Regions from separate parts of the Homo sapiens genome. Here all the other regions are linked to region 3. Evidence: chromatin loops called from intact Hi-C (ENCODE). Cell type or tissue: PC-9. All regions are shown on one strand. Links, peaks and the distances in the headings refer to the core of each region. The heading gives the core; the rest is flanking DNA. Region 1 overlaps LINC02245 (long intergenic non-protein coding RNA 2245). Region 2 has its middle 26 kb from the start of LINC01800. Region 3 overlaps AFTPH (aftiphilin).

The links. Peaks named below come from ENCODE experiments on the same cell type or tissue, not always from the same donor. Only the 100,000 strongest peaks of a DNase experiment are listed, where the experiment ranks them.
Region 1: it touches region 3 in a loop (14-fold over the local background); 4 of 110 quality-filtered maps call a loop at or near these places.
Region 2: a loop joins it to region 3, with 5 times the contacts of the local background. A loop is called at or near these places in 50 of 110 quality-filtered maps.

The regions. Positions count from the first base shown.
Region 1 is chr2:64,908,516-64,919,252 of GRCh38, reverse strand. All of the region lies in intron 1 of LINC02245 (long intergenic non-protein coding RNA 2245), which reads left to right. It overlaps LOC124906172 (small nucleolar RNA U13), which reads left to right and starts at 10,567; the gene lies at 10,567-10,666. RefSeq lists enhancers at 1,069-1,148, 2,159-2,208, 2,579-2,768, 3,682-3,761, 7,808-7,857. In PC-9, for the core only: a CTCF peak has its summit at 5,812 (motif pointing right); a DNase peak (open chromatin) is centred at 5,572.
Region 2 is chr2:64,884,316-64,895,052 of GRCh38, reverse strand. No RefSeq gene overlaps it. Among named protein-coding and RNA genes, the nearest start is that of LINC01800, 26 kb to the right of the region's middle. In PC-9, for the core only: a CTCF peak has its summit at 5,918 (motif pointing right); a DNase peak (open chromatin) is centred at 5,952.
Region 3 is chr2:64,580,399-64,591,135 of GRCh38, reverse strand. It overlaps AFTPH (aftiphilin), which reads right to left. Exons shown (of 10, transcript NM_203437.4): 8 at 9,863-9,946; 9 at 5,591-5,714. It overlaps LOC105374773 (a long non-coding RNA gene), which reads left to right. Exons shown (of 7, transcript XR_007086343.1): 4 at 9,795-9,988. Among named protein-coding and RNA genes, the nearest start is that of LINC02579, 22 kb to the left of the region's middle. RefSeq lists an enhancer at 8,659-8,718. In PC-9, for the core only: CTCF peaks have their summits at 3,872 and 4,071; a DNase peak (open chromatin) is centred at 4,015.

The DNA of each region.
Region 1 (10,737 bases), core at 1,610-9,609, 330 kb before region 3:
ATCAGCCTGTATCAACCAGTGGGGGTCCCATCTGAGTTGTCCACCCTCCCTCTGAAATGTCCAACACCCCCATCAGAATCATCCAGACCTCTGCTGTTTCCTATTTCTAGGGGGAAGTGACTCTGCTTTGGACTGGTGGCATCAGGCAAAAAGAGTGCTCTCCGCAGGTTTGGTGCCACAAGTGGGACTAAGCAGGGTTTTGAGGGTCTTAATCACCCTTCTCAGGACACAGCAAGAGTTATGAATTAAGAGTCTGGAGGGAAGTGGGGACCTTAACTTGGGAATAACCCTAGCTCCTGGCCCTGTAGCCACTTTTCCTGTCCACATGGGGTTTCAGGCTGACAAGTCCCCTGACATGGCCCAAGGGGGACTTAAGAGGTTCCTAAGAGTGCTGAGGGTGTCACCATGGGTGGGGTGTTAAAGGAACTTCCTCTGGAGTGATGTCCTTCTCTTGAACTAGGAGTATCTAATTTGGTCCAGGTGAGCTTTTCAGTTTAGGGTAGTGAAGGGCGGTCCCTGGATCAGAAGCGTCAGCATCACCTGGGAGCTTGTTTGGAATGCAAATTATTCAGGCCAGACCTCCCACTGAATTGAAAATTCTGAGACTATGGCCAAGCAATCAAGCCTCCCCAGGTGACTGTGAGGTAGGCTCAAGTTTGAGAAACTTTAGAAATCGACTCCTTAAAAAATCCCAGCCAGAAACGGCGGGTCATACCTGTAATCCCAGCACTTTGGGAGACTGACATGGGAGGATCCCTTGAGCCCAGGAGTTTGAGACCAGCCTGGGCAACATAGGGAGACTCCCATCTCTACCAAAAATAAAAAATTAGCCGAGCATGGTGGCACATGCCTGTGGCCCCTGTTACTCAGGAGGCTGAGACGGGAGGATTGCTTGAGCCAGGGAGGTCGAGGCTGCAGTGAGCTGTGATTGCACCACTGCACTCCAGCCTGAGAACAGAGCAAGACCCTGTTTCAAAACATTAAAAATCCTCTCTCTGTCTCTCCTTCTCACACCCACACCTCCCACAGGCTCCCCACCCCGACTCCCCGCCCACACACACACCCATATACTTGGCCAGCAAAGGGCTGTAGTTTGAACATGTGGTTCAAGGAACACAAGTCGTTGCACAGCTGATACAGAAAATCCGAAACTTCCCTGCCCCCAGCCCTCCATCAGGAGTCTCCGGCTTCCACGACCACTTTCACACAGCCCTTATTGAACTCTTGGTTCGACCCTTACTTTTGCATTCCAACTGGATACAAAGCTGAGGACTGTTTTCCTATTATCTGCCAGATGAATGCTTGGATCGGTGTCCAGGCTGCCCGGTCGTGCTTAGTAATCGGAAACAGAGACAGCGGAAATCTCAAATTCTGGTTTCCTGCCGGGGAGCCAGCTCCAAGTCTGCGGGAGAGGAAAGGACGTTGTGACACAGCGCCACCCTGTGGCAGAAAGGAGAAGAGCCGCTCTTGGCCTGTTGTCTGCATTGGATCTCAAGGCCTGGGGTTGTCAGAAACCTGAAACCTTGCAGAACCCCAAAATAACAAAACTGTCATTTAAAGAGCACTTACTGTGTGTTAGGGAGGCACTGTGATAATTGTCTTATATTGTTATGGCCTCAGAGTTTCCCATGAGATGGATACTATTTTCTGAATAAGGAAACTGGAGCCCAGAAGGGTTAAGAAATTTGCCTAAGTTCACACAGCCAAGAAGTAGCCAGGCTACACATCCGCTGAGTGTGGTCACAGAGGCCACAATTTTTTTTTTTTTTTTTTTTTGAGACAAGGTCTCACTCTGTTGCCCAGGCTGGAGTGCAGTGGCACGATCTTGGCTCACTGCATCCTTGACCTTCCAGGCTCAAGTGATCCTCCTGCCTCAGCCTCCCAAGTAGCTGGGACCACAGGCATGCACTACCATGCCCGGCTAATTTTGTTTATGTTTTTGTAAAGACAAGGTCTCCCTATGTTGCCCAGGCTGGTCTCTAACTCCTGGGCTCGAGTGATCCTCCAGCCTCGGCCTCCCAAAGTGCTGGGATTGCAGGCATGAGCCACTGCATCCGGCCGAGGACACACATCTAACCACCACTCTGTCCTTCCAGTCACCTGCTCAGCAGAGAACATTCCCTATAGCAGGGCTTCTCAAACTCACACCTGCAGGAGGCACTGGGGAATCTTGTTAAAATCCAGATTCTGATTCGGCTGATCTGGGGTAGGGCCCAAGAGTCTACGTTTCTTTTCTTTTCTTTCTTTCTTTTCTTTTTTTTTTTTGAGACGGAGTTTCACTCTTATTGCCCTGGCTGGAGTGCAATGGCACAGTCTCAGCTCACTGCAACCTCCGCCTCCTGAATTCAAGCGATTCTCTTGCCTCAGCCTTCCGAGTAGCTGAGACTACAGGCACCTGCCACCACGCCTGGCTAATTTTTGTATTTTTAGTAAAGACGGGGTTTCACCATGTTGACCAAGCTGGTCTTGAAGTCCTGACCTCAGGTGATCAGCCTGCCTTGGCCTCCCAAAGTGCTGGGATTACAGGCGTGAGCCACTGTGCCCAGTCTGAGCCCAGTCTACATTTCTAAGGGCTCCTAGGTAATGTGGTGCTGCTGGTTCGTGGACCACACTTGGAGAGGTGAGGCCCTAGAGCAGCTGTCCAGTAGAACTTTCTGTGATGGTGGAAGTGCTCTAACTCTGCGCTGTGTCATACATCGCCACTGGCTGCAGGTGCTATGGAGCACCTGAAACATGGCTACTGCAACAGAGAAATACATTTTAATTTTAGTTCATTTAAATTAATTTGAATTTAGCCACATGCACATAGTGGCCTCCATACTGGATAGTGCAACATCCATCATGAGTGGGGGCTCAGGCTTGTCATTCAAGAGCCAAAATACCATGGTAGGTTAAAGCAAGACTATATAGGGTAACAAATTTTTGGAGTCATTAGAGATAGTATATTCAACACTGCTGTTTTACATATAAGGAAACTGGCCAGAGAGGCAAAGTGACTTGTTGCAGAGCCACAGAGCTGTTCCTGGCAGAGGGAAGGCTTCAGGTTCAAGGACAGCATTCTCCCTACCATGCCACATTTTGTTCTAGGCCCACTGACCTTCAAAAGAAAAATGTACATTTCCAATTTTGGGAAATCCAAGCTGGGTGTGGTGACATGTGCCTGTAGTTCCAGGTGCCCAAAAAGCTGAGCTGGGAGGATCATTTGAGCCTGGGAGGTTGAGGCTGCAATGAGCCGTGATTGCACCACTGCACTCCAGCTTGGGCGACAGAAGGAGACCTTGTCTCTAAAAAAAAATAATAATAAAAAAAAATAAAAGAAAGAAAATCCTCTATAAACAAAATGTAGCTGTTGGTAATAGTCAAATGCTATTTATTACTTTATACAACGTTTGAGGCAGTTAACCAGGTTTAAATGTTATCCAATTTCCTGAGGGAATTAACTGATTTTTGGCTACATTTGCAAGACCTGCATCACACGAAAAGAATCATCCCTTTTTATGGGATGTTTTGCAACACGAAGTTCTCTGGCAAAACCAAATTAAGACCAACCCCTGTTCAGGCCTCCCTGGTGTGTAGCTGGTGTCTTACCACATGGACTTCAGTGGGTACAGGTGTGCAAAGCAGTGATGGTACTCAGACAGACAACTGAACAGGTTGTTCTGTATCACACTGGAATGAAGGATTTACTTGATCTTTGAAAACATTTTTTTTCTGGTTGTAAGGCAATATATGTACATTATATAGAACTTGAAAATTGCGGGGAAAATACTGTGTTAGTTATTTGTTGTTGTGTAACAGGTTATCTCCAAAACCCAGCAGCTTAAAATATCAAACATCTGTTATCTCACTATCACTGAGAGCAGCTCAGCCAGGTGGTTCTTTTCTTCCTCTTTTATGGTCTCGTCTGAAATATGCTGGGTAGTTCTGACTCAGGGAGTCTCAAGAGGTTGCAGTCCAGATGTTGTCAGGGCTATTCTCATGTGAAGCCTTGGCAGGTTGCAGGATCTGCTGCTTTTTCAGCGTTGTGATCATAGCTCACTGCTGCCTTGAACTCCTGGGCTCAAGTAATTCTCTAGCCTCAGCCTCCCAACTAGCTGGGACTACAGATGGATTGCATCAGTGGCCTGCTAGGGTCTGGTTCTAAGCTCACTCATGTGGCTGTTGGCAGGAGGCCATGGCTGGGCCCCTCTATAGTGCTTCTCAGGACAAAATTTCCCTTAAGAATAAATGATGTGAGAGAAAGAGCAAGAGAGACAGTGTCCAAGATGGAAACTACAGCCCTTTATATAGCCTCAGTGGGGAGTGACGAACCTTCACTTCTGCTGTATTCTATAGGTCACCCAAACTCGCCCTGTTACAGAGTGGGAGAGGGCCACACAAAGGTCATGAGTACCAGAGGTGGGGTCGAAAATAAAACTCACCTGCAACCTCACTCTCCATAAACAATCACCGTGACATTATGAGGTGATTCCATATACATCTATTTACATGTACAGATTTTTTTCTGACTCTTACTTCATATGTTATTGTCCATATTTCCCCTCTATCTCCCTTTTCAGATGGAAATCCAGCTTTATTTAACCTCCTTTCCCTGAGGAAGAGGTACATTCAATGTTTATTATTATTATTATTACTTTGAGACAAAGACTTGCTCTGTCGCCCAGGCTGGAGTGCAGTGGTGTGATCTCGGCTCACTGCAACCTCCGCCTCCCGGGTTTAAGCAATTTTCGTGCTTCAGCCTCCTGAGTAGCTGGGACTATGAGCACGCATCACCACACCCGGCTAATTTTTGAAATTTTTTTTTTTTTTTTAGTAGAGACGGGGTTTCACCAGGTTGTCCAGGCTGGTTTCTGGTTTCCATGTTGCTGGTATCCCCTTATTCGATTATTTCAGCAAGGCTGATGTACTTCTTCCTCTTGAAAAACTTAAACTCATTCAAGAGTATGTGTTCTGAGGGGCAGGTGGGAGAGAAGGAAGAAGGCAGAAAGGAGAGGTGAGAATGGGGGGTGGGTGGTGTGGCAAGACTTCCGGGGTGACGCTGCAGAGGGTGCCTCTGAGGAATCGAGTCTCCGGGCCCACCAAGATTGATTCGTGTACCCCAGCCAGATGGGGGGCTTCCACGGACTGTGTGGAGTGGAAGAAGGCTGTATCCATGGACTCAAAAATCACAGGAGAATGCCAGTGTTTTGCAGCTATGGACGAGAGACCCCAGCACAACCATGGCAGTGGGAAACCCTAAAAATAACTGGGGACAAATTTTTATCAGGATGAATGAGAGCTCAGAGGCAGGACTAAGTTGATTAAAAGGAAATAAAGGAATCAAATATGTCTTGCCCATATAGTTTGTGGACTTATTCATACCTGCTACACACACACACACACACACACACACACACACACACACAACATTCTTTTCAAACTGTCATTTGTAGTCTTATTTTTGTATCTACCTTTTTTTCACTTCGTTTATGTAATGGACATGATGTAATGTCATTATCTGTACTTCCCAACCGTGTCCACAAAGTATTTTGTCATTTAGATTGCCACACATCACAATACGTCTGGCTTCACCTTCTGGGAGCAAGAAGCCAGGTTGCATTCCTTTTACTACCTAGAGATCCCACGCCCTGTGAACATCTCTGGAGAAACCTTCTCTTCCCTCCCAGGGAGCCCTTGGCCTTCATACTCCTAAGTCCTCATCCCCAGATACCTGCTCAGCCCAGCAGGCCAGCCAGTGCTGGGAACTCTCACCTGGGGGCCGGAGAATAGGGACACTGCTCCTCCCTCAGGAGTCTGGGGCTTCCTGGCTGCCACCAGGTGTCACCAGCAGCTTGGCAGGTGGGTGCATTTCCTGTCCCCAGCCACAGCAGAGACTCAGGCTCTTTCCTTCACCCTAGAATGGAGCTATTGGTTACCATGTGCAAGTTTTGTAAGAATGAAAGGATAAAGAAAAAAAAAGATGAAAATTATTGCAGCAATCATTGAGGCTGGCCACTGCATATTCTTATTCTGCCCCCCTGGAAGCATGGTGAAATCGTACTTCCCCGCCTTCTGAATCAGTGTTGGAGGCCAAAGAAAAGCGAGTGGAAGTGACACAGGTCACTTCCCAGTGGCAGGCTCACCAACCAATTTGCAATTTGCCACATTTTCCTTCTTCCTGCCACTACTGCTGTCCCGGTTCCAGACGGCGCCACTCCATCCGCTAGGCTCCCTGAGTAAGGAGGACATGGAGGACAGTCCCTAGCCACCCCAAGAAGGGCATGTAGGATGGATACAAAATAAATCTTTGTGGTTCTAAGCACTGAGATTTTGGCGTCGTTTGTTACCACAGCATAACTTAACCTGCCAAGATTGGTTAAACTTCTTTTTTTCAAAGAGACAGGGTCTCACTTTGTTGCCCAGGGTGGTCTCAAACTCCTACGCTCAAAGGATCCACCTGCCTTCTCCTCCCAAAGTTCTGGGATTACAGGCGTGAGCTACCATGCCTGGCTTATTAAACTTTTTAATAAAAGGATGAACCTACTCATGATCATAGAAACTTAACAGAAGGAAGGAAGGTGTGCAGGCCATTGGGATCATTTTAGGGTTCTTCCTCTTTCCTCATTCACTAAGAGGACGGCTTCAATGCCTGAACACTGCACAGAACACTTGCCTTTCCACTCTTTTAGGATCCAGCTACTTATTTTCAGGCCATCTCTGCAGGCCTCCATCCTGCTGTATCCTGAAGGAGATCTGGATTCCCATTCTGTCAGGTAACCATTACACAACTTGGGGTTTTCATAAGCAAGATGGCAGACAGAGCTCCAGGAAAGCTGCTCAGAAAATGCCATGGGCAACATAAAGAAGATGAAATTCTCGGCAAGGTGCACATTGAAACTTTTCTCCTGTAGTGCATTGGGAATAAAGGCAGGGTGGACCCATCCATCAGGCACAGCTGGGGCAGAGCCCAGAGTTCATGATAATTTTAGTGGCTCATGAAAATGCTTCAATTTTTTTTTAACTAGAAGACAATGTTTTAATATATAATGTTAATACAGACATACCGTAGGGGAGAAAGATTTCTCACTCATCACAAGGTTCGAGGCTGAGGCACCTATAATAAAAGACAGATTAACAAGAGAAAAGCACACAAATTTATTTAATACAAATTTTATGTGGGCTGGGCAAGGTGGCTCACGCCTGCAGTCCCAGCACTTTGGGAGGCCAAGGCAGAAGGATCACTTGAGCCCAGGAGTTCAAGGCAAGCCAGGTAACATAGCCAGACCTTGTCTCTACTAAAAATTTTAAAAATTGGCCAGGTGCAGTGGTGCACACCTGTAGTCCCAGCTACTTTGGAGGCTGAGGTTGGAGGATCACTTGAGCCAAGGAGGTTGAGGCTGCAGTGAGTTATGATTGTGTCACTGCACTCCAGCCTGGGTGACAGAGTGAGACTCTCTCTCTCTCAAAAAGAAAAAAAAAAAGAAGATAGAAAAAGAAAATTATATAACATGGGAACACTCAGAAATGAAGGCCCAAAGAAACAGAAAAAACTGTGTATTTTATAGACAGCCATGCAGAAGTATGATTGGAGGATAAAAAACTATGATCTAATGATATTAAACTGGAAAGTACTTAGCAAGTCCTGTTTAGATTCTTTTTTGTGTTCCTGTGTCTTCAGAGAAAAGGAAATTCCTTTCCTTGGGTGTAGGAAGGACATCTCTGGAATGAAGATTTTCTTCGGAGGAAGGTCAGATAATTCTCTTAAGGCCCTCTTCAGGGGAGCAGAGTGAGGAGAAGGTGAGAGTGGCCTCCCTGCTTCTGCTGTTTTCTCAAATGCCAACGTGCTATATTTGTGGATACTATGTCTTGAACTCTGTCAGTATCAACTTAGTAATATAGTTCTTAGTACTATTTATAGAAGAAAGGGATGATGAAGGCAAAAATGGAGACCCACAAAAGTCATACTCTGGCCCTGGAGAAAGAGTTTAAGAGTTTCACAACCAATACACATGTGGGTTACAATGTGGTTCTTGGAAATGAGTATAGACATGGCATTGCTGTGACCTATCATGTCTTTTCCTTTATGAGTCTGTCAAAATTTCCCATGACAAACTAGCTCTATGTTGCTTCTTTAAGGTTAACTTAGGACACCAGAAGGCCATAACTGCTGGGGGAGGAGTCATGGGTCAAAACAGTGTGCATGGATATAGCAGATTGTGAGACAGCATAGGGACAGGACTCAGCCCTCACTGGAATGAGGCCCCCACTCCCACACCTGTCAATTAGCAGACTTTGCACCACCATCACTCTAACGCATCCCCGCTGACCTTGCGATCTTGAAGAATCTAAGATAAGCAGCATCCACCCTAAATCTTACTCAAGGGAGTTAATCCTACAGCCTGCATGCACATAAGATCCGAAGAATGATATTTGCCCCTTGCCTCATTATAATACTAAAATCCCTGCCCAGAGGAGGGCTTATCTGCTATTTTCTGCTCACACAACAGTATGTGTTGGCATGATTCCTTACCATGCCTGCACACCCTGTACTCCACCCCGCACATGTAGTGAGGCTCACCTACCTCATGAATTATGCATGTCACCCTCCTTAAGACACCGAAATGCACTCCCCTCAGTGGGGCCAGCCAAGAACTCTTGCTTGTGGGCTAGTTTCCTTGTGTTGGAGCACAAGCGCCCATAAAGTCTTGTCTGGGAAACTTGTTTGGCCTCCTGTCAATTGCTATTGCATGGGTGCCTAAGAACCTGTGGTCGGTAACAATTCCTCTAGCTTGCTTCCCATGCTTGTATTTTCCCTTCCTTCTTCCCAGCAGCCTCTGACTTCTGAGAGGAGTCCAGTAGGTTCCAGGGAAGCCAATTCCATACCTGGTTCCATGGGTGGGGTGTGGCCCTAGGCTCAGCCCATTAACCCTGCCCACAATGAGGTTCTGTGGGTGGTCACCATTCCAGTCCAGCTAGAGTGAGTCTTAGAACCACGGACAGGAATGCTGGGTGTGAACATCCTTTCCTAGATGGCAGGCTGTGCAAAGGGGAATCTGCGTTCCTACCCAATTTGCTGCTATGATCAAAGTCAAAGGAAATCTCAGAGAAACTGAACCGGAGTCTTGATCAAACCACACCTGAATGCTACCATTAGATCTTTTGAATTACATAAGCCTGTAATTTCCCTTTTCCTGTTAAAGCCCATTTGGATTGGGTTTTATGTTAGTTTCAACAACCTTACTGGAACTAAATGTATTCTTATTATCTCCACTTTATAAATTAAGAACAGAGGGGCGAAGTCACTTGCCCAAAGCTGCAGAGCAAATTCGTATATCGTATAGAAGCCAGGATTTGATCCCTCGCAGTGTGACTCAGAAATTATCCAGATTTATCTCTCTCTCTCTTTTTTTTTCTTTTTTTTGAGATGGAATTTTGCTCTTGTTGCCCAGGCTGGAGTGTAATGGTGCAACCTCGGCCCACTGCAACCTCCGCCTCCTGGATTCATGCGATTCTCCTGCCTCAGCCTCCTGAGTAGTTGGTATTACAGGCACTCACCACCCCGCCTAGCTAATTTTTTGTATTTTTAGTAGAAACGGGGTTTCACCATGTTAGCCAGGCTGGTTTCGATCTCCTGACCTCAGGTGATCCGCCCGCCTCGGCCTCCCAAAGTGCTGGGATTATAGGCATGAGCTGCCACAACTGGACCCCAGATTTATCTTAACGTGTGCTTTGCATTGATCTAAAAGGCTATGTTTTCAAAGATTTCATAAGTTTCATCCGCAATGCTCCAAGCGTGGGTTACCTAATAAACAGCATAAGTATGAACAGATCTAAGTAGAGAAAAATCAATGCACACAAGAATTTTGTTGGCCAGGTGCAGTGGCTCACACCTGTAATCCCAGCACTTTGGAAGGCCCAGGCGGGCAGATCACTTGAGGTCAGGAGTTCAAGACCAGCCTGGGCAACATGGTGATACCTCATCTCTACTCAAAATACAAAAAAATTAGCTGGGTATAGTGGCAGGCACCTGTAATCCCAGTTACTTAGGAGGCTGAGACAGGAGAATCGCTTGAACCCGGGTGGCGGAGGTTGCAGTGAGCCGAGATCATGCCATTGCACTCCAGCCTGGGTGACAGAGCAAGACTCTGACTCAAAAAAAAAAAAAAAAAAAAAGAATTTCGTCCTTCTGTGTATATGTCTTCTTTAAGGAGCTACCCCATTCTGGGAAAGCACGGTTGGTACCATGTGAAAAGGTGCCCCCATCACCACATTTACAAAGCATGAGATCAGGAATTTAAAAGGCACCTTCACTGCCTCCCATCTGCCTCCCCCACACTTGTCTGATCCCCTCTTCCTACCACGTGTGTCCTCTCCTTCCTTCAGTTTCACACACGATCCAATTCTCTCAGCCCCCAGCATGGGTTGCCTCCTGGTTGTGCCTCCTTGACTCAGCCCATCCCTGGACAACAACAGCTCCTTCCATGGCTTTACTTAGCTCCCTGGACCTCGCCTTCCAGGTCTTCTTAAGCAGCTCAACCCACCCCTAGTCCCACCTTCAAGGAATGAACTTGTATAATATTCTCTCTGATCCTTTTGCAGTTATGCATAATGACTGGGTTTTCACGCTTATGAATGAGATGTGCCTCCCTCAAACATTGTTATATGTCAGCACATTATGCATCTGACATGAGAAAAAAAATTCTCCCTTGCTTCAAAACACTTTTGCAAATTCTCTTCTATGTGGAAAACAAACACAGA
Region 2 (10,737 bases), core at 1,792-9,791, 300 kb before region 3:
AGTATGATATTGGCTGTGAGTTTGTCATAAATAGCTCTTATTTTGAGATACGTCCCATCAATATCTAATTTATTGAGAGTTTTTAGCATGAAGGGCTGTTGAATTTTGTTGAAGGTCTTTTCTGCATCTATTGAGATAATCATGTGATTTTTGTCTTTGGTTCTGTTTATATGCTGGATTATGTTTATTGATTTGCATATGTTGAACCAGCCTTGCATCCCAGGGATGAAGCCCACTTGATCATGGTGGATAAGCTTTTTGATGTGCTGCTGGATTCGGTTTGCCAGTATTTTATTGAGGATTTTTGCATCGATGTTCATCAGGGATATTGGTCTAAAATTCTCTTTTGTTGTTGTGTCTCTGCCAGGCTTTGGTATCAGGATGATGCTGGCCTCATAAAATGAGTTAGGGAGGATTCCTTCTTTTTCTATTGATTGGAATAGTTTCAGAAGGAATGGTACCAGCTCCTGTTTGTACCTCTGGTAGAATTCAGCTGTGAATCCATCTGGTCCTGCACTTTTTTTGGTTGGTAGGCTATTAATTATTGCCTCAATTTCAGAGCCTGTTATTGGTCTATGCAGGGATTCAACTTCCTCCTGGTTTAGGCTTGGGAGGGTGTATGTGCCAGGAATTTATCCATTTCTTCTAGATTTTCTAGTTTATTTGCGTAGAGGTGTTTATCGTATTCTCTGATGATAGTTTGTATTTCTGTGGGATTGGTGGCGATATCCCCTTTATCATTTTTTATTGCATCTATTTGATTCTTCTCTCTTCTTCCTAATTAGTCTTGCTAGTGGTCTATCAATTTTGTTGATCTTTTTAAAAAACCAGCTTCTGGATTCATTGATTTTTTTTTTTTTTGAAGGGTTTTTTGTGTCTGTATCTCCTTTGGTTCTGCTCTGATCTTAGTTATTTCTTGCCTTCTGCTAGCTTTTGAATGTGTTTGCTCTTGCTTCTCTAGTTCTTTTCATTGTGATGTTAGGGTGTCAATTTTAGATCTTTCCTGCTTTCTCTTGTGGGCATTTAGTGCTATAAATTTCCCTCTACACACTGCTTTAAATGTGTCCCAGAGATTCTGGTATGTTGTGTCTTTGTTCTCATTGGTTTCAAAGAACATCTTTATTCTGCCTTCATTTCATTAGGTACCCAGTAGTCATTCAGGAGCAGGTTGTTCAGTTTCCATGTAGTTGAGCGGTTTTGAGTGAGTTTCTTAATCCTGAGTTGTAGTTTGATAGCACTATGGTCTGAGAGACAGTGTTCTATATTTTCTGTTCTTTTACATTTGCTGAGGAGTGCTTTACTTCCAACTATGTGGTCAATTTTGGAATAAGTGTGATGTGCTGAGAGAAATGTATATTCTGTTGATTTGGGGTGGAGAGTTCTATAGATGTCTATTAGGTCTGCTTGGTGCAAAGCTGAGTTCAATTCCTGGATATCCTTGTTAACTTTCTGTCTCGTTGATCTGTCTAATGTCGACAGTGGGGTGTTAAAGTCTCCCATTATTATGTGGGAGTCTAAGTCTCTTTGTAGGTCTCTAAGAACTTGCTTTATGAATCTGGGTGCTCCTGCATTGGGTGCATTTATATTTAGGATAGTTAGCTCTTCTTGTTGAATTGATCCCTTTACCATTATGTAACAGCCTTCTTTGTCTCTTCTGATCTTTGTTGGTTTAAAGTCTGTTTTATCAGAGACTAGGATTGCAACCCCTGCTTTTTTTTGTTTTCCATTTGCTTGGTAGATCTTCCTGCATCCCTTTATTTTGAGCCTATGTGTGTCTCTGCACGTGAGATGGGTCGCCTGAACACAGCACACTGATGGGTCTTGACTCTTTATCCAATTTACCAGTCTGCATCTTTTAATTGGAGCATTTAGCTCATTTACATTTAAGGTTAATATTTTTATGTGTGAATTTGATCCTGTCATTATGATGTTAGCTGGTTATTTTGCTCATTAGTTGATGCAGTTTCTTCCTAGCATCGATGGTCTTTACAATTTGGCATGTTTTTGCAGTGGCTGGCACCGGTTGTTCCTTTCCATATTTAGTGCTTCCTTCAGGAGCTCTTGTAAGGCAGGCCTGATGGTGACAAAATCTCTCAGCATTTGTTTGTCTGTAAAGATTTTATTTTTCCTTCACTTATGAAGCTTAGTTTGGCTGGATATGAAATTCTGGGTTGAACCTTCTTTTCTCTAAGAATGTTGAATATTGGCCCCCACTCTCTTCTGGCTTGTAGAGTTTCTGCTGAGAGATCCGCTGTTAGTCCAATGGGCTTCCCTTTGGGGGTAACCCAACCTTTCACTCTGGCTGCCCTAACATTTTTTCCTTCATTTCAACTTTGGTGAATCTGATAATTATGTGTCTTGGAGTTGCTCTTCTTGAGGAGTATCTTTATGGCATTCTCTGTATTTCCTGAATTTGAATGTTGGCATGCCTTGCTAGGTTGGGGAAGTTCTCCTGGATAATATCCTGCAGAGTGTTTTCCAACTTGGTTCCATTCTCCCCGTCACTTTCAGGTACACCAATCAGACGTTGATTTGGTCTTTTCACATAGTCCCATATTTCTTGGAGGCTTTGTTTGTTTGTTTTTACTCTTTTTTCTCTAAACTTCCCTTCTAACTTCATTTCATTCATTTGATCTTCAGTCACTGATACCCTTTCTTCCAGTTGATCGAATCAGCTACTGAAGCTTGTGTATGCGTCACGTAGTTCTTGTGTCATGGTTTTCAGCTCCATCAGGTCATTTAAGGTCTTCTCTACACTGTTTATTCTAGTTAGCCATTCATCTAATCTTTTTTCAAGGTTTTTAGCTTCTTTGTGATGGGTTCCGACATCCTCCTCTAGCTCAGAGAAGTTTATTACCAATACTCTGAAGCCTTCTGTCAACTCGTCAAAGTCCTTCTCCATCCAGCTTTGTTCTGTTGCTGGTGAGGAGATGTGTTCCTTTGGAGGAGGAGAGGTGCTCTGGTTTTTAGAATTTTCAGCTATTCTGCTCTGGTTTCTCCCCATCTTTGTGGTTTTATCTACCTTTGGTCTTTGATGGTGATGTACAGATGGGGTTTTGGTGTGGATGTCCTTTCTGTTTGTTAGTTTTCCTTCTAACAGTCAGGACCCTCAGCTGCAGGTCTGTTGAAGTTTGCTGGAGGTCCACTCCAGACCCTGTTTGCCTGGGTATCACCAGCGGAGGCTGTAGAACAGCAAATATTGCAGAACAGCAAATGTTGCTGTCTGACTGTTCCTCTGGAAGCTTCATCTCAGAGGGACACCCGGCCATATGAGGTGTCAGTTGGCCCCTACTGGGAGGTGTCTCCCAGTTAGGCTACTCAGGAGTCAGGGACCCACTCAAGGCGGCAGTCTGTCCGTTCTCACATCTCAGAGTCCGTGCTGGGAGTCTTTGAAGACTACTCTCTTCAAAGCTGTCAGACAAGGACGTTTAAGGCTGCAGAAATTTCTGCTGCCTTTTGTTCAGCTATGCCCTGCCCCCAGAGGTGGGGTCTACAGAGGCAGACAGGCCTCCTTGAGCTGCAGTGGGATCCACCCAGTTCAAGCTTCCTGGCTGCTTTGTTTACCTACTCAAGCCTCAGCAATGGTGGGCGCCCCTCTCCCAGCCTCGCTGCTGCCTTGCAGTTCGATCTCAGACTGCTGTGCTAGCAATGAGTGAGGGTCCATGGGCGTGGGACCCTCTGAGCCAGGTGCAGGATATAATCTCCTGGTGTGCCGTTTGCTAAGACCATTGGAAAAGCACAGTATTAGGGTAGGAGTGACCGATTTTCCAGGTGCCGTCTGTCACAGCTTCCCTTGGCTAGGAAAGGGAATTCCCTGACCTCTTGTGCTTCCTGGGTGAGGCGATGCCTCGCCCTGCTTTGGCTCACGCTCCGTGGGCTGTGCCCACTGTCCTGCACCCACTGTCTGACAAACTCCAGTGAGATGAACCTGGTACCTCAGTTAGAAATGCAGAAATCACCTGTCTTCTCTGTCCCTCATGCTGGGAGCTATAGACTGGAGCTGTTCCTATTGGGCCATCTTGGAACCTCATGGAAACTCTTATTATTAACTGAGCCAGGCCAAGGGATAGGAATAGCTCTGGCTAAGCGGTGGCCAAGGATGTGGGCAGAAGACAACCCTCCAGGGTTGGCAATCAACCAGGCCCCCATACTCATAGAATTTAAGCCTGGGGCCCAGCCAGTCAGGCAAAATCAGTACCCGGTCCCCAGAGAAGTTCTTGAAGGTATCCAGGTCCATCTCAAGTGCCTGAGGGCCTTTGGAATTATAGTTCCTTGTCAGTCTCCATGGAACACTCCCCTCCTGCCTGTTCCCAAGTCAGGGACCAAGGACTACAGGCCAGTGCAGGACTTGTGCTTGGTCAGTCAAGCTACAGTGACTTTGCACCCAATGGTACCTAACCCATACACATTGTTGGGGTTACTGCCAGCTGAGGACAGCTGGTTCACCTGCCTGGACCTGAAGGACACTTTCTTTAGCATGAGACTAGACCCTGAGCGCCAGAAACTGTTTGCCTTTCAGTGGGAGGATCTGTGGTCAGGTGTCACCACTCAGTACACTTGAACCCAGCTTCCCCAAGGGTTCAAGAACTCCCCCACCATCTTCAGGGAGGCATTGGCTCGAGACTTCCAAAAGTTCCCCGCTAGAGACCTAGGTTGCGTGTTGCTCCAGTACATTGATGACCTCCTGCTGGGACACCCCACAGCAGTCGGGCGCACCAAGGGAATGGATACCGTGCTCCAGCACCTGGAGGACTGTGGGTATAAGGTGTCCAAGAAGAAAGCTCAGATCTGCCAACAGCAGGTATGTTACTTGGGATTTACTATCCGACAGGGAGAGTGCAGCCTGGGATCAAAAAGAAAGCAGGTCATTTGCAACCTACCGGAGCCTGAGACCAGAAAGCAGTTGAGAGAATTCTTAGGAGCTGTGGGGTTCTGCAGGTTATGGATCCCAAACTTTGCAGTACTGGCCAAGCCTCTGTATGAAGTCACAAAGGGGGATAACAAAGAGTCTTTTGAATGGGAGTCCCAACAGCAACGAGCTTTTCATGAGTTAAAAGAGAAACTCATTTCAGCCCCAGCCCTGGGGCTGCCTGACCTGACAAAGCCATTTACACTATATGTGTCAGAGAGAGAAAAAATGGCAGTTGGAATTTTAACCCAGACGGTGGGGCCCTGGCCAAGACTGGTAGCCTACCTCTCCAAACAACTAGATGGAGTTTTTAAAGATTGGCCCCCGTGTTTGAGGGCCTTGGCAGCAACTGCCCTGCTAGCACAAGAAGTGGATAAACTAACTCTTGGGCAAAACCTGAACATAAAGGCCTCCCATGCTGTGGTGACTTTAATGAATACCAAAGGGCATCATTGGCTCATGAATGCTAGACTAACTAGGTACCAAAACTTACTCTGTGAAAAGCCCTGCATAACTATTGAAGTTTGCAACACCTTGAACCCCGCCACCTTACTCCCGGTACCAGAGAGCCCAGTTGAACAGAACTGTGTAGAGGTATTGGACACAGTTTATTCTAGCAGGCTGGACCTCCAAGACCATACTTGGGCATCAGTAGACTGGGAGCTGTATGTGGACAGGAGCAGCTTTGTCAACCCACAAGGAGAGAGGTGTGCGTGATATGCAGTGGTAACCCTGGACGCTGTCATTGAAGCCAAATCATTGCCCCAGGGTACTTCAGCCCAGAAGGCCGAACTCATTGCTTTAATTTGGGCCTTAGAGCTAAGTGAAGGTAAGACTGTAAATATTTATACTGGCTCTCGGTATGCCTTCTTAACCCTCCAAGTGCATGGGGCTTTATATAAAGGAAAAGTCCTGTTGAACTCTGGGGGAAAAGACATATATCAGCAAGAGATCCTGCAGTTATTGAGGCAGTATGGAAGCTCCAAAAGGTGGCAGTCATGCACTGCAAAGAACACCAGTGAACTTCCACCTTGATTGCATTGGGCAACTCCTGAGCTGACTCAGAGGCTCGAAAATCAGCATCCACCCCCTACCGGGCATCAGTCACAGTCCCCCTGCTCCCTCAGGTACCTGACCTTGTACTTACTTAATCTAAAGAAGAGAAGGACCTTCTCCAGGCAGAGGGAGGGCAGGTGATAGAAGAGGGATGGATCCAGTTGTTGGATGGAAGAATAGCCATGCCATAACTGCGAGGAGCCGCAGTCGTACTGGCTGTGCAGGAGACCACCCACCTAGGTCAAGATCACTTGAAAAGTTGTTGGGCCAGTACTTCTACATCTCGCATCTGTCAGCCCTTGCCAGAAATAGTGGTGCAGCAGTGTGTTGCCTGCCGGCAGCGCAGTGCTGAGCAAGGTCCAACCATCCCACCCGGCATACGAGCTTCTGGAGCAGCTCCCTTTGAAGATTTCCAAGTAGACTTTACTGAGATGCCCAAATGTGGAGGTAACAAGAAATTGCTAGTTCTAGTGTGTACATACTCTGGGTGGGTAGAGGCCTATCCAACACGGACTGAGAAAGCTCGTGAAGTAACCCGTGTGCTTCTCTGAGATCTCATCCCTAAGTTTGGGCTGCCCTTACGAATCAGCTTGGACAACGGGCTGGCATTTGTGGCTGACTCGGTACAGAAGACAGCAAAGGTGATTGGGTGTGGATCAAGGATTGGAACATAGCCCCGTTGCGGCCACAGTGGAAAGGACCCCAGACCGTTGTCTTGACCACCCCCACAGCCATAAAAGTAGAGGAAATCCCAGCCTGGATCCACCACAGTCACATAAAGCCCGCAGCACCTGAGACCTGGGAGGGGAAACCAAGCCCAGACAACCCATGCAAGGTGACTTTGAAGAAGATGACAAGCCCTGCCCCAATCACACCCGGAAGCTGACGGGTCCACGCATGGCCAAAGCATGAGGAAACTCATCGTGGGACTCATTTTCCTTAAATTTCGGACTTGTGCAGTAAGGACTTCAACTGACCTTCCTCAGACTGAGGACTGTTCAAGTTACTGAGTAGGGCAAAAAGTTAAAACAGTCTTTCTGTTTTATAGTTATTATGAATGTACTGGACTCTAAAAGGGACTTGTGTGTATAATGCCACCCAGTACAAGGAATGCATCCCAGGAAGTGACCAACCTGATGTGTGCTATAACCCGTTAGAACTACTTGATCTCCGTTGGAAAACAGGAGAGTATGTAACTCTAGGAATCGATGGAACTGGACTGGCAGGAAGACCTGGGTTGTGAACATGACAGTGAGAACTCTCACTAGTGAATGAGGTTCTCAAAGGGGGAAATGAGGAGCGAGGCCATTTCTCTTACTGTCTCCTGTCTCTGAAGAGAAGGAGGAAGTAAAAAGTTGAAAAACAACAGGAATGAAGTCAGTGGCAAGGCCAGCCAGTGCCACTGATGACCAGGCCTGAGGTTAAAAGGTTAACCCCCCACTCTAACCACATCTGCTCTTAATCTATCACAACCGTTTCATGTGGAACCCCTTAGAGTTGTAAGCCCTTAAAAGGGCCAGGAACTCTGGCTTTGGCGAGCTCGGTTCTTGAGACATGAGTCTGCCGAAGCTCCCGGCTGTTGAGACGTGAGTCTGCCGAGGCTCCCGGCCAAATAAAGCCAAATCCTTCCTTCACCCAGTGTCTGAGGGGTTTTGTCAGTGGTTCGTCCTGCTACAATAATATTACAAATAGGCACGTTATTGTGAATAATCTTCTTAACCAGCAACATTTATAACAGGACTACTCTCTGCCAGGCCCTGTGTTCAGTGTTCCACGCACACTATCCGCCCCCTGCCAAGGCCTCTCAATAGCCTTCCAATGTGGGAAGTAGGTACCTTTATTTCATCACTGATTGTCACACACATCATTATTTTATATACTGTTAAAAAAGGAAAATAAAGTCAATTAATTGACACAAAGTATTTCTTAGCCCTTAGAATTTTTATTTTACAGTTCTGAAAGAGCTCTTTTAGATTTCCTTCAACAGAGATGGTTACTGCATACCACTCTTGTGCATAGATAATAGGGAAAATACAAGTGAAATGAACAGGTGAAGATACTCCCCAAACTTCCTCTGATCTAGGGCCCACTCTTGGGATCACCATGGCCCAGTCCTTGAGATCCGAGTTTTACCCACAGTGCTGTCCTTTGTGGCAAGAGTGTTGGTACGGTGGCATTGCCTCAAAGAGGCTCCACTCTTGTCTCTGGGGTTCTCTATCTGGCAGCTGACATCCCATCTGCGAGTTCTAATGTGTATGTCCAGGTGAGAATGACTACATTCACAACTCCTGCCAGCCCCACAAACACCTTAAAACACATCTCTATTTCAGAGATGTTAAGATGTGAAAAGGGTATATCTTAGAGTCCTTGAAATAAATTAGCAGTCACTTAAATTATTCCCATTTTAGAGATGAGGCTTAGGAAACTTTAATAACTTGCCCTTTAATAAGTTCATCCTCGCTAACAATTGGCAGAACCAGGATTGAACCCAATCCACCTGAGTCCCTCTGACAGTGTCCTCGGTGAGGAGGAGGTCTCCAGGCCAGGGCCCAGTGGTGAGAACAGAAGAAGCAGAACCACAAACTGTCTTATGCTGGCCTAACATAGAGAACCTCCATGGTTTATCACAAACAGCAAAGGCAAAAGAATGCCTATTTTCCTAGTTACAAGACAGATTTCACCACAATGCAATACTACTTACTACTTCACCACAATGCGATTCATACCCTTAGGATGGCTATAATTAAAAAAAAAAAAAAAAAGAAAAAGGACATTGTCAACTGCGGGTAGGGATATAGAGAGATTGGAGCCCTCATACATTGCTTTTGGGAATGGGAAATGGTGCAGCTGTGTGGAAAACAGCTTGGCAGCTCCTCAAATGGTTAAACATCGAGTTATGAGCCCAGCAATTCTACCCCTAGGTACCTGAGAGAATAAAAAACCTACGTTCACACAAACTCTTGCAATGAATGTTTATAGTCATATAATAGGTAGCTAAAATGTGGAATCAACAGATGAATGAATAAACCAAATGTGTTTCCAGGCAACAATCTATCTTTTCTCTATTGCAGAGGCTAAAGCAACTAACTCCATCTTGGATGCTAATCTGCCATTTTGACTTCTGATAAACCCATTTGGGGAATGCCTCTAAGATTTCTACTTTACTACTTACTGTAAATCCTGCTCTTAGGCAAATTCCTTTTGAGGCATGGATATCTTTTCCCTATGGTATATAAGCCCTGGGCCTGGGGGGTAATGGTGTGGGGATTCACTGTCTCGTACCACCAGGAACATGGCTTCCATTCCTATATCCCTATTAAATGTTTACTTCTGAGAAGCTGGATTGCCAGCCTCTTTCTCTGGCCTCTCAACTCCCTTGGCCTTTGGAGGCAGGTTTGCATAGACCTAATCACTGCAGAATAGCCATAAAAATGAATGAAGTACTGATGCATGCTATACCAGGGATGAATCTTGAAAACATTGTAAGTGAAGCCAGACACAAAAGACCAGGTATTGTATGGTTCTATGTATATGAGATGTCCAGAATTGGCAATTCTGTAGAGATAGGAAGAAGATTAGTGGTTGCCAAAGGCTGGGTAGGTGGGAATGAGGACTGAATACTTGCTATGATCTGAATGTGTGTGTCCCTCCAAAATTCATATGTTGAAACTGAATATGTTGAAAGTGAATACCCAGTGTATTAAGAAGTGGTACCTTTGAGGAAGTGATGAAGTTATAAGCACTCCATCCCAATAAGGGAGACTATTGTTCTTATAAAAGAGGTCAAGGCCAGGCCTGGTGGCTCACACCTGTAATCCCAGCATTTTGGGAGGCCGAAGCAGGCAGATTGCTTGAGCCCAGGAGTTTGAGGCCAGTCTGGGCAACATGGTGAAACCCTGTCTCTACAAAAATTACAAAAAGTTAGGTGACAGCCGGGCACGGTGGCTCATGCCTGTAATCCCAGCACTTTGGGAGGCTAAGGCAGGTGGATCACTGGACGTCAGGAGTTCGAGACCAGCCTGGCCAACAGGGTGAAACCCTGTCTCCACTAATAATACAAAAATTAGCCAGGGGTGGTGGCACATGCCTGTAATCCTAGCTACTCGGGAGGCTGACACAGGAGGATCGCTTGAACCCAGGAGACAGAGGTTGTAGTGAGCGGAGATCATGCCATTGCACTCCAGCCTGAGCAACAAAGGGAGGCTCTGTCTCAAAACAAAACAAAACAAACAAACAAACAAAAGTTAGCTGAGAGTGGCGGCACATGCCTATAGTCCCAGCTACTCAGGAGGCTGAGGTGGGAGGATCAGCTGAACCCAGGAGGTTGAGGCTGTAGTGAATTGTGATTGTGTTGCTGTACTCCAACCTGGGCAACAGAGTGAGACCCTGTCTCAACAACAATAAAAAAGAGATCAAAGGGAATGCCTTAGTCCCTTTTCCCCTTTCACTTTTATGCCATGTGAGGACACACAAGAGCACCTATCTTGGAAGCAAAGATGGAGCCCTCACCAGACACCAAATCTGCTGGCTTTGATCTTAGAGCTCTCAGCCTCCAGAGCTATGAAAAATAAATATCTGGGCCAGTGGCAGTGACTCGCACCTATAATCCCAGCGCTTTGGGAGGCTGAGACAGGTGGATGACCTGAGGTTGGAAGTTCGAGACCAGCCTGACCAACATGAAGAAACCCCGTCTCTACTAAAAATATAAAATTAGCTGGGCATGGTGGCTTATGCCTATATCCTAGCTACTCGGGAGGCTGAGGCAGGAGAAT
Region 3 (10,737 bases), core at 74-8,073:
ACTCAGCAGGTGAGCCACAGAAAATGCCAAATGAGCCTCAAATTGGGCACATGATTGCAATTCAAACTTTTTCTGGGATATTAAATATATTAAAGGAGTAGTTATACATATTATTCGCTTTAGACCAAAAATCATTTCAAGTTGTTCATTATAAAAAGCCTAATAATTCTCTTTTATGGTAAAGGATAGCTGGTATTCTTAGATGTGACACAAGGTATTTCTTTGACCTAAATGTTTCCTTTTTCCTTGGATGGGGTGCAGGAAGCCAGGAGGTAAAGCAAGAAAGGAAGGATAGCTACAGGCTTTTTTATTCCTAGGACTTTTCTGTTACCACTTTGAATCCAGACTGAAATAAAAAGATTTTATAGAATGAATGAAAAATCCAACGACTTTTAGGACTAAAGTTTTTCAAAAGGGAAAAAGCATCAGGCATATAGCAGATGAACCAAATACTGCATTCAGTACTAGGTTCTTAGAAGAATGGAATAGCAATCCAACATTTTTTTCTGATGAAAATCTACATTTTTAATTGCACTTAAATAGTGGCAAAACTATTATGTGGACGTTTGATGGGGAACTGGATATCTGCATCATTCCAAAGTAAAACCAGATACATGACAAGTGAAAACCTGGAACTGTATAATGGAAAAGGTCAGTTTCTCACCAATCGTCAATCTCAGCACCACTAACAATGGAGTCAACCAGATGTATGGATCTTCTGATGTGATATAACACCTAGGATGCATTCTAGCCAAAATATTTACCCTGAATTCAGCAAGCCTTTAGATATAATTTCCAATTTACAGGAAAATAGGGAGATAGAGAACACAGCAAATATTACTTGAAGGAAGCAAACAGACAAATCCAGAGCTTTTAGGACATTCTGTAGGACACCTATACTAATCTTTATATAAGCTACTGTTAATAAGAAAACAGAAGGAATGAGGAGATATGCTAGGTTAAAAGGGACTTAAGAGCCCCAACAGCCAGGTACAATAGTCTTCAATTGAATACTGGTTTGTACAAAGCTGAGAAAGGATAGTTGGAGAAATCTGAATATAGCCTAAGTAGATGAAATGAAAACTCACTGAAATGGACAGAGATCACTGACTAAGACTAGGTCAATTTTAGAGGTCAATTCACTATGACCTCTAAAATCTCATTTTTGGTGGAAACCCCCCCCCCCCCCCCATATATGTATTTGCATAGGAAAAGATCTGAAAGAATTACACTAAGGAATTATAGTGATCCTGAATGGTAAGAATGTGATACTTTCATTTTTAATTTTTTTTGGTCCGGATTTCCTAACTTTCTAAAAATATACTTTACTACTTCTATAATGATAAATGGTTATTTAAAACAACAGTGAATAAATGCGCACCTAAATGGACTTTCCCATTTGTGGAGTGCAGTTTGGGTGTAGGAACAGACAGCAAAAAATAAGTTTTTACCTAAGAAACAGTTGGTAAAGATTATTCTAGGGTTTTAAACAATTGCCTTATTTCAGAGGCAATATGAAATTATATTTTAAAATAAAAAGTTTACACAGTTCATAGTTTGTGCATTTATCTGTGGTCATTGTGCATGGGTGTGAGCTAGTCTTCTTAGAATATGGGAAGAAGCAAACACTTAAGGAGAATTTGAAAATAAAAAGTTATATCATGATCATTTCTCAAAGGCAGTGACCTAATTTTGATCTATTCCTCTCTAGTGAAGATTTATCCTTTTTATCAATGGAATATAATTGAGAATATAATTGAGAGTCCAGGAAAAAAACATGATCAATTGTTTTTTAATTTTTGTTTTTGACAAATGTGCCAAAACCTTTCAGTGGGGGAAATCATTTCAACAGTTTTCAGACAACTGGATATCCACCTGCACAAGAATGAATGTGGACTCCTACCTCATACCATATACAGAAATTAATTCAAAATGGATTAAAGACCTAAATGTAAGAGTTGAAATTATAAAACTCTTAGGAGAAAATCTAGGTATAAATCTTTGTGACCATGAATTGGGCAATGATTTCTTAGATATGATACCTAAATCACAAGAAAAATTAGATCTTATCAAAATTAAAAGCTTTTGTGTGTCAAAGAATACTATCAAGATAATGAAAAGACAACCTGCAGAATTGGAAAAGATATCTTCAAATCATTTCTCTGATAAAGGCTTAGTATCCAGAATATACTTAAAAATCTTACAACCTAACAATAAAAAGACAAATTATCCAATTAAAATATAGGCAAATGGCTGGGCACAGTGGCTCATGCCTGTAATCTCAATACTTTGGGAGGCTGAGGAGGGAGATCGCTTGAGCTCAAGAGTTCAAGACCGGCCTGGGGCAACATACTGAGACCTTGTCTCTACTAAAACAAAAACAAAAAAGGCAAAGGATCTGAACAGATATTTCTCCACAGAAGATATACAAATAGTCGATAAACACATGAAAAGATGCTCAACATGATTAGCTATCAGGGAAATGCAAACAAAAATGTCAATGAGATATCACTTCAAACCCACTGGGATGGCTATAACCAAAAAGACCAATAACAAGTGTTGGTAAGAATGTGGAGAACTTGGAATGTATATTACTGGTGGGAATGTAAAATGGTGCCATCACTTTGGAAAAGTTTGGCAGTTCCCCAAAGAAGTTAGAGTTCCTATAAGACCCAGAAATTCCACTCCTAACAGAGTTGGAAACATCTGTCCACACAAAAACGTATACACAAGTGTTCACAGCAGCAACACTACTCATAATAGTCAAAAAGTGAAAACAACCCAATTATCAACTGATTAATGGAAAAGCAAAATGTGCTATTTCCAATGAAATATTATGCAGCCAAAAAACAAATACGGATACATACTACAACATGAATGAACTTGAGAACAGAATGCTAAGCAAAACCGAGACACAAAAGGCTGCAGACTATAGAATTCCATCTATATGAAATAACCAGAAAAGACAAATCTGTAGAGACAGAAAGCAGATTAGTAGTTGCCAGGGCCTGGGGAACGAGAGGGATAAGGAGTGACTGCTAATGGGTACAGGGTTTCTTTTTGGGGTGATAAAAATGTTTTGGAATTAGATAGTGATGATGGTTGCACAACCTTGTGAATATACTAAAAACCAGTGAATTGAACACCTGAATGAATTATAAATTTTTATCTCAATAAAAAGGCCTAAAAAAGAATAAAATTTCTTTGACCTGCATAAACTTCAGTTACAGGTCTATGGCTACTAACTAGCTGTCACTAATTAGTAGTGATTTAGAATAGGAAGTAATTTTCCTCCATATTAGGAAAGTTAGGCAAGAAGATGGAACTATTTTAAAACTAAGAACTTGCACTTCTTTAAAAAACTCAAAGTGAGAAGTCACTTTCACAACTTGTGTTCCAAAAGAGAAGAGCACATATAAATTCCCTGAGACACTCAAAGGCACTTAGTAAAGAGTACTGGATATTGTTTGGTCCATGTCAAATTTCTTCTACCTTGACCACTGTTTAACTCCTTCTTACCCTATAGTCTATCAAAATGCCTTTTCACTTTATCTTCTGCTTATTGGCAATAGCCAAGAAGATTTTGCTGAGCTTTATTTTTTGCAGTTTACTTTATTCAAGAGAAAAATGAAAGAAAACCTAAAAATAAGATACTAAAAATGCTTTCTGAAATTATGCTACCAGCCTGTCTCTGCTCTGTACGATTGAGAATCACTCGTTGGGACATTTTACAGTATTTTAAGACTTGCGGGCATTTGTATTTTTTTACCATTTTCAAATGACATTTCTCAAAACAGAAAATACAAAGTTGGCAACCTGTTCTCTCCAATTTATTTTGTTTTAAATATGATGCTGGACAGGTCCTAGCGAGTAACTCAATACAGAATTAGCAGACATTAACTCCAGGATACATTATTAGTTCATTCCCTATTAGTATAGAACAAGAGAAAAAATGAAAATAGCTTCTTAAAGTGATAGGGCTTGGAAGAGTTCTCTAGATTCAGCATGTTTCAAGGATGAGTTAACGAATTAGGAGAACAAGTTAAGGTGGTTTAGAGCTCCTCCTAATGGCACGAAATGAATTCTCATCATTGGGATTTTCAAAACTTCTATAGTTCTTTGGTCAGTGAGACTGCAGGGGAAACAAAGGAAGGAAAGAGTAGAACTGTCCCAGAAAGGGTTGTCCTAAAAATAGCAGGGGGAAACCCAAACAATAAAAGCATCCTTTTTGGTTTTTAAGTCAAATGTGTGTTAGCTTTTAGTTAACATATACAAATTTCTCATCCATTTTTTTCTATGAGAGGAGTTTCGATTTGAAGAAGTGATTTATTTGGAAAGAAAAAAATTTAAAAAAAGCCACATAGCCACATTTACAAGTAGGTTCATTGAAGAGGAGGCTTTGGCAATGCCAGGTGGCATACTGCAAAGACATGGGGCTATGAGAACAATGGAGAGAACTGGCAGACAAACAAGGATTTACATGCTACAAAGCCATTCTAGGGAAAAGTTAAGGGTAGTCTAATGTATAATAATGTATTTCATAATTATAAATATTAAAGGCAATAAGAAAAATCTGGGGGAATAAAAGCACACAAAGTTTAAAAGACAATATGATAATTCAAGCTAAAGTTAAGAGAGAGAAACATTTATTATTCACAATAAAAAAGGCTTTTTTAAATGGATGTCTTTCTATAGAAGAATCTATTTAAAATATAAACCTGAATTTAACATGTGATTGGGATGTATTTATTCAGGAGAAAGAGCTATAACACTTCTTTTAAAGTAGGCAACTAATAGGTAAATAGTTCCACTTTAAAATGCTGATGCATCACAGATTTGAGACAGCAGAGCTGGCGTGTCAATCAACCAGTATTTGCTTTTGCACTAGTGATTTCCTGGTTCAGAATAGTATCTTCCTGTTAGAAACTGGCTTAGTCTTATGGTTAACAATAACTCAAAGCAATGGATTGTACTAGCCTAATCATATGAAACTAAAGATTCTCTGAATCGCAAACACATGGCCCGAGTGACATTCCGTGCCTTTAGTTCCAACACAGGGAGATGGTAATTGCTCTTCAATAGGCCATGCCTCTGAAGGGGCTTCTAGAAAGCCTGGTAAAGTAAGGCTTTACCTCCCAAATCAGAGGTGCATGTCAATGAAAATTCCAAGAACCATCTTAGCCTGCAAGTAAAAAGATCAGCCTAGGTGACTCCAGGATTACAAAACTGGGTTCTCAAAGATGATCTTCTCAGTAATTATGAAGAGAAAGGGAGAGTGTTTCTATAATGGCTTTATGATCACAATACTTAATCAGAATTAGTCTCTACAAAGTGAGGTGGGGGGGCAGGGGGTGGGGGAAGAAAACCACATCTGTCAGCCTTGGCCAATCTCTTATGAAATAATCCTGTTCTAATAAAGTTCATAATTAAACATAATTTGATAATATTTTCTGGACTTGGGCATCGACTGACTTTTATAAAGCAAGTTGTGATATAATATATTGAAATGCTGTCAACTGACATGCTTTTTCCTTTGGGTCGTTTTATCTCAGAATTCAAAATGTGGGTATAATTGACACTATTTATTTACCTGGTAGATGTGCTTGTCTTCTCTACTGTAGACATGAGTCTTGCAAATGCATCAGTCACTTTGAGGCTTGAGGTGGAGATTTCCAGCTTAGAAGTTGTTAACTCATACAACTCCGGATCCACACCTTATAGTATAAAATGATAGTCAGTGATGGCAGGCTGCAATGGGTTACCCAGTTAGCCACAATCCAAGATGCAAAAGGCAATATTCTGTAAACATCTGAGTGTTTTACAAACAGAACATATCTTTAGAACACTGCAATACTGCATTTATTTTTTACAGTATAAACTCCACTTTTTGGAGTTTTTATAAAACAGGAAAAGACTTTTCAAATTCCATTTTGGAACGAATATATCCTTAAGCTAGCATTTATGCAGCAGATGCTACCCAAATACTTCTAAAATTTCTATCTGCTATAGAAAACTCCCCCAATTTGGATTAGGATGTGATATAAAATTATCAATGTTTTATAAATAGAATGCACATGATGTGACACCCCATTTTTCAATTAACTAATCTCATTTTAAAAATTTTCCTGTTTCCTCACCTCCTTATTTTTTCTCTATTTTCTTCCACAGAAAAAGATTTAGAAGCTACCACAAAGTCTCAAACATGGTAAATGATCTGGTTAGTTTAAATATATCATGACTGGCCAGGCGCGGTGGCTCACGCCTGTAATCCCAGCACTTTGGGAGGCCGAGGCGGGCAGATCACAAAGTCAGGAGATCAAGACCGTCCTGGCTAAAACGGTGAAACCCCGTCTCTACTAAAAATACAAAAAATTAGCCGGGCATGGTGGTGGGCGCCTGTAGTCCCAGCTACTCAGGAGGCTGGGGCAGGAGAATGGCATGAACCCGGAAGGCGGAGCTTGCAGTGAGCCGAGATCACGCCACTGCACTCCAGCCTGGGTGACAGAACAAGACTGCGTCTCAAAAAAAAAAAAAAAAAAAAATCATGACTAAGGACTAATCATAAACATATACCACATAGCTCTTTCTTCAGGTTAGAGGTGGGGAGGGTAAAAGATTTTCAGAAAAGGTGAGTAAAAGTACTACTTTTGAACAAAATGAAAATTCTTGTCTACAGGGTTAATTTCTGTAGTCTCATGTCTGAATCTGGTAGTCATTAGTTCAAATATCTTGTTAGAGTAATTCAAAAGGAAGCTCAGAGGGTTAGATTTATTGCAAAAATTGATTTAAAAAATCTCCCCCATCTGACTGCATTAAAATACATATAACTTTGTGTATTTCTCATGTAATACAGATTTATAGCAATGATGACAACAATAACATTAAAAAGAACAGTTTAAATATTTTAAACTTAAGTTACACTTTGAATAATATTCAGAGTAAAAAAAAAAATTTTTAATCCTACACTCTCCTGGTACCAGCAAATAACTTGAGAAAAAAAGTTCATGAGTTGCCGGGCGTTAACAGCAAAGCAAAATTCTAAGGAAGAATGTCTTAGAGCTTCTGAAATTTTTACTTATTATTTCTTTAAAAAAATGCCCTGTAAGATCAGCAGATCAAGTTATATATAAATAACATATATAAATGCATATATTTAGATTAACAAGTTTTTTTCCTTTTAAGATACTTAACATATTAAAAAATTAAAAAATCAGAAACTGACTTCTATTAACCAACTTTACAGAAGTAAACACAGATCTCAGATGTTTACAGAAATCAGACAAGCAAAAGCGACTTCCACAGTTACGAAGTCTAACAAGGGAGGAAGGCTATAGAAAATGTATATTGACTCTCCCAAGTTCTCAGTATTTCATTAAGGTACGGTTTCAAAATATACTTTAAAAGGACTTTCCTTTGTGTTCCTGTAATAAGAATATGGGTTGCAATTAAAATGTAAAAAATTGTATATGTCTGTAAAGGGACTACATGAGCCCAAAGTACCTCCCTCTCTAAAGGCTAGATTCCAGCAACCACAAAATTTAAGTTGCTGTCTAGTGTATAAGGCAGAATAAATAACTGCATTCTGACTGGCAATAGGTAAGTGCTAGTAAAAACTTAGTTGGGTTTATAAAATACTGGCCACTTGACTGTCAAACAGTAAAGAGGCAGATTAAAAAAAAAGACAACAAAATCACACCCCCAAATAACTACCACCACACCAAAACCCCCCCCAAAACTATGATTAGATTTTTCAAAAACAAGACAACTATTTAATAATTGGAGAGTAATTTTTTTAATGGAAGGTCTTTTTTTTTTTTTTAACAGAGCCTTAATGAGGCATGGTTTAGTTACATAACTAAAGCTAGCCAACCAAGTTCTATGCCAACCTCCTAAGTCTCACACACAAAATAATTAAATAACCGCAAGCTAAGACGAAATGACTTTCCCAGAAACAAGTCAGAAAAAATGCAAGCAAGTGATGAAATGGAATACTAAGGAAGGTGTTGATACCTGTAGCTTGATGGTAACTTTTAACAAAACCCAATAGCAATAAAAAGAAGCCAAAGCAAATATATAGTAATCAAATTTATATAGCATCTAGAGCATATTAATGAAAATATTGAACAAAAATATTTAAAAGGCTCCAAAGTAATGAGAACTGCATTTGACCATGCTGATTTCACTTCCATTACAGCTCTAAGCTTCTGAAACCGCTTGCTCTTCTCGCAGCTGTGTACACTGAGCCTGATTATCAGGTCATTTCTGTACTTCTTTATATAGCCACGTTATTTGTGCTCCTATGAATGGTTTTTAAATGAGTTTGAAATGTAACCAAAAATTAAATTTAAACCAGGTTTTTAGGGATCCAAAAGAAAAACAGTGACCTCATTCAAATTATAATACAGTTTATGACAAAACAAAGCTGAGAGCAAATTTAAAATGGGAGCTTAATAATTCTTGGGAATACAGTAACAAAAAGATATACATGTTTTTGGTTGTCCCTCCTACCCCCCCGTAAGTATTCTAAAATGTCAGACAATTAGCTCACCCAGGTCACTGCACAGATCAAATGTAAATTTAGAAGTAATTTAAGTAAATAGTACAATATCATTTTGAAGTCAAAACCAGACAGATTGGTTTTTTATATGCTTGCAAAATCTTGAAAACAGTAAGAATAACCAGGGGCTTGGATTTGAGGAATCCAGTCATTCTATACCAAATGACCTTGGAACTTCCCTGCAGCAGAATCAGATTTGCATAACCAGATCTCAAGAAGGGCATCCTAGGTCCCAGGTTCACTCTGAGCTGACTGTTAGTCTCCCCCATCCACAGCCCATCATGGCTGCTCAACTGTTGGAAGTGGGTGGTAGCACTATCTAGTGGAATAGCACAAAACCAGTGAATTCTCAGGAACCAGGCTAGTTGTGAATCTGGCCACTAGTGGGGACAGAAAGGGACTCTCACTATGCATTCTGGGCATGGGCATCTCTACGGCACCCCAACAGCTGTCTGGTGATCAATGGACATGATTACCAGATCACCTGTTGGGATGACAGTTATTAATATTGAATAAAATGTAAACATAAAAATGCCATTATAATTTTAATCTTTTATTCAGTTAGAAAGTGACAAAGTACATTAGTCCTTTGGTCAATGAACTGAACTTTTGCAGGGCTGAACATTAACAGGCACTCCAGTAAGTTTTAATCTCTAGCTTTTAGTATCTCATAGCAATTATTTTCTACTATTAACTTTTGTAACATTTTTTTTCCCATGGAAAACTAACAGTATACTTTCTATTTAAGAGCTACATAAAAACAGAAATAGTTCTATGTGGGACTATATACTTAGTGCTAGACTCCAACATTTTGGAACCCAATTATATATTTAGCAGCACTAATAAACAACTAATTGAATGCTGGAATTTGTAAAGGTTATATTATTACAGGCACTACAATGTAAAGTCATCTTTGTATACTAAAATATTCTATCTATCTCTAAACTTGTATTTTTTTCAAATGGCTTTATAGAATATGCTTTTAAAAATAAGCATATAAAATATCACATTTTCCACTTAGAGGAAAAAAAAACCAACAGCCCTGCCTTTAACTGTCTAAGGACATTAGGGATGTTTTATTCCTAGAAACTACTTTCAGCTTTGAATATTAGAAAGTTTTCCTTGAAATACATAAGTCATTTTTTTGTAATCAGATACTAGAAAATAACAACAGATGAAAGAAAAGTATTAAAAAGACATTATAGAGAATACAATCTACTTGTTTCCTTGTTTATAGGAAAGTCAAGTGATGTGGTCATGCTTTTAGTAAATAAACTGGAATTGTGGTTTTAACACTCTGCTGACCTGGGATTGTGGTGCTGCTGCTAGAGCTACTGTCATCCACGGGCCCAAAGAAATCAAGGTTCAGAAGAGTGGAACCTCCACTAGCTTGAAATTCAGTGACCGTGTTGGTAGGCAGCCACACAGAAGGTAAGCCAAGGGAGGAGGGGTTATGTGTAAAAAGGGGTAAGACACACACTTGAACATGCAGGTTATAATTAGTAATCATTACACATTTTAAAAATCAACATTAAAACAATGTGTACAGTATTAGCTTTTCATTACTAAGGACATTTCTAAAATAACAATTTAATTCAATGTACATTTTCTCATGTACAATGTAAAGAATGTAACACTTAGTAAGGTTTTAGGAGTTCAGTTGCTTCAATCAAAACTGGAAGCCATACCAGAAAGACCGAAAGGAATGCGTACCCGTTAAAGGGAAACAATACTTTAATCTCAACCCAACATTAAAAATCACTGTACATGCCCAAATCAATCTTTCATGTTAGTAATATTGGTTTCTAATTAATGCTTTTTAAAAAGTGACAAAGTTGTCAGTTTCAGGACACGCACCAATGTGTTAACTTAGTTTAAAATAAAATAACATAATAAAGAATGTCATAACTACCCTACCCTGATGTGCAACCTCAAGCTGTACTGTTCCCCTTTAACTCTGAAACAGTAATCAGAAATAGTATACATTTTTAAAGAAGTTGTTTGTTAATAAAAAGCATGATGATTTGACTGAAGACACCAGACAACAGCAAAAAGTGCATCCAGGCTTTCCTTCAGCACTATATTAATTCAATTGGATGCTTTCCAGATATCTGATTTGACTGAAGACACCAGACAACAGCAAAAAGTGCATCCAGGCTTTCCTTCAGCACTATATTAAT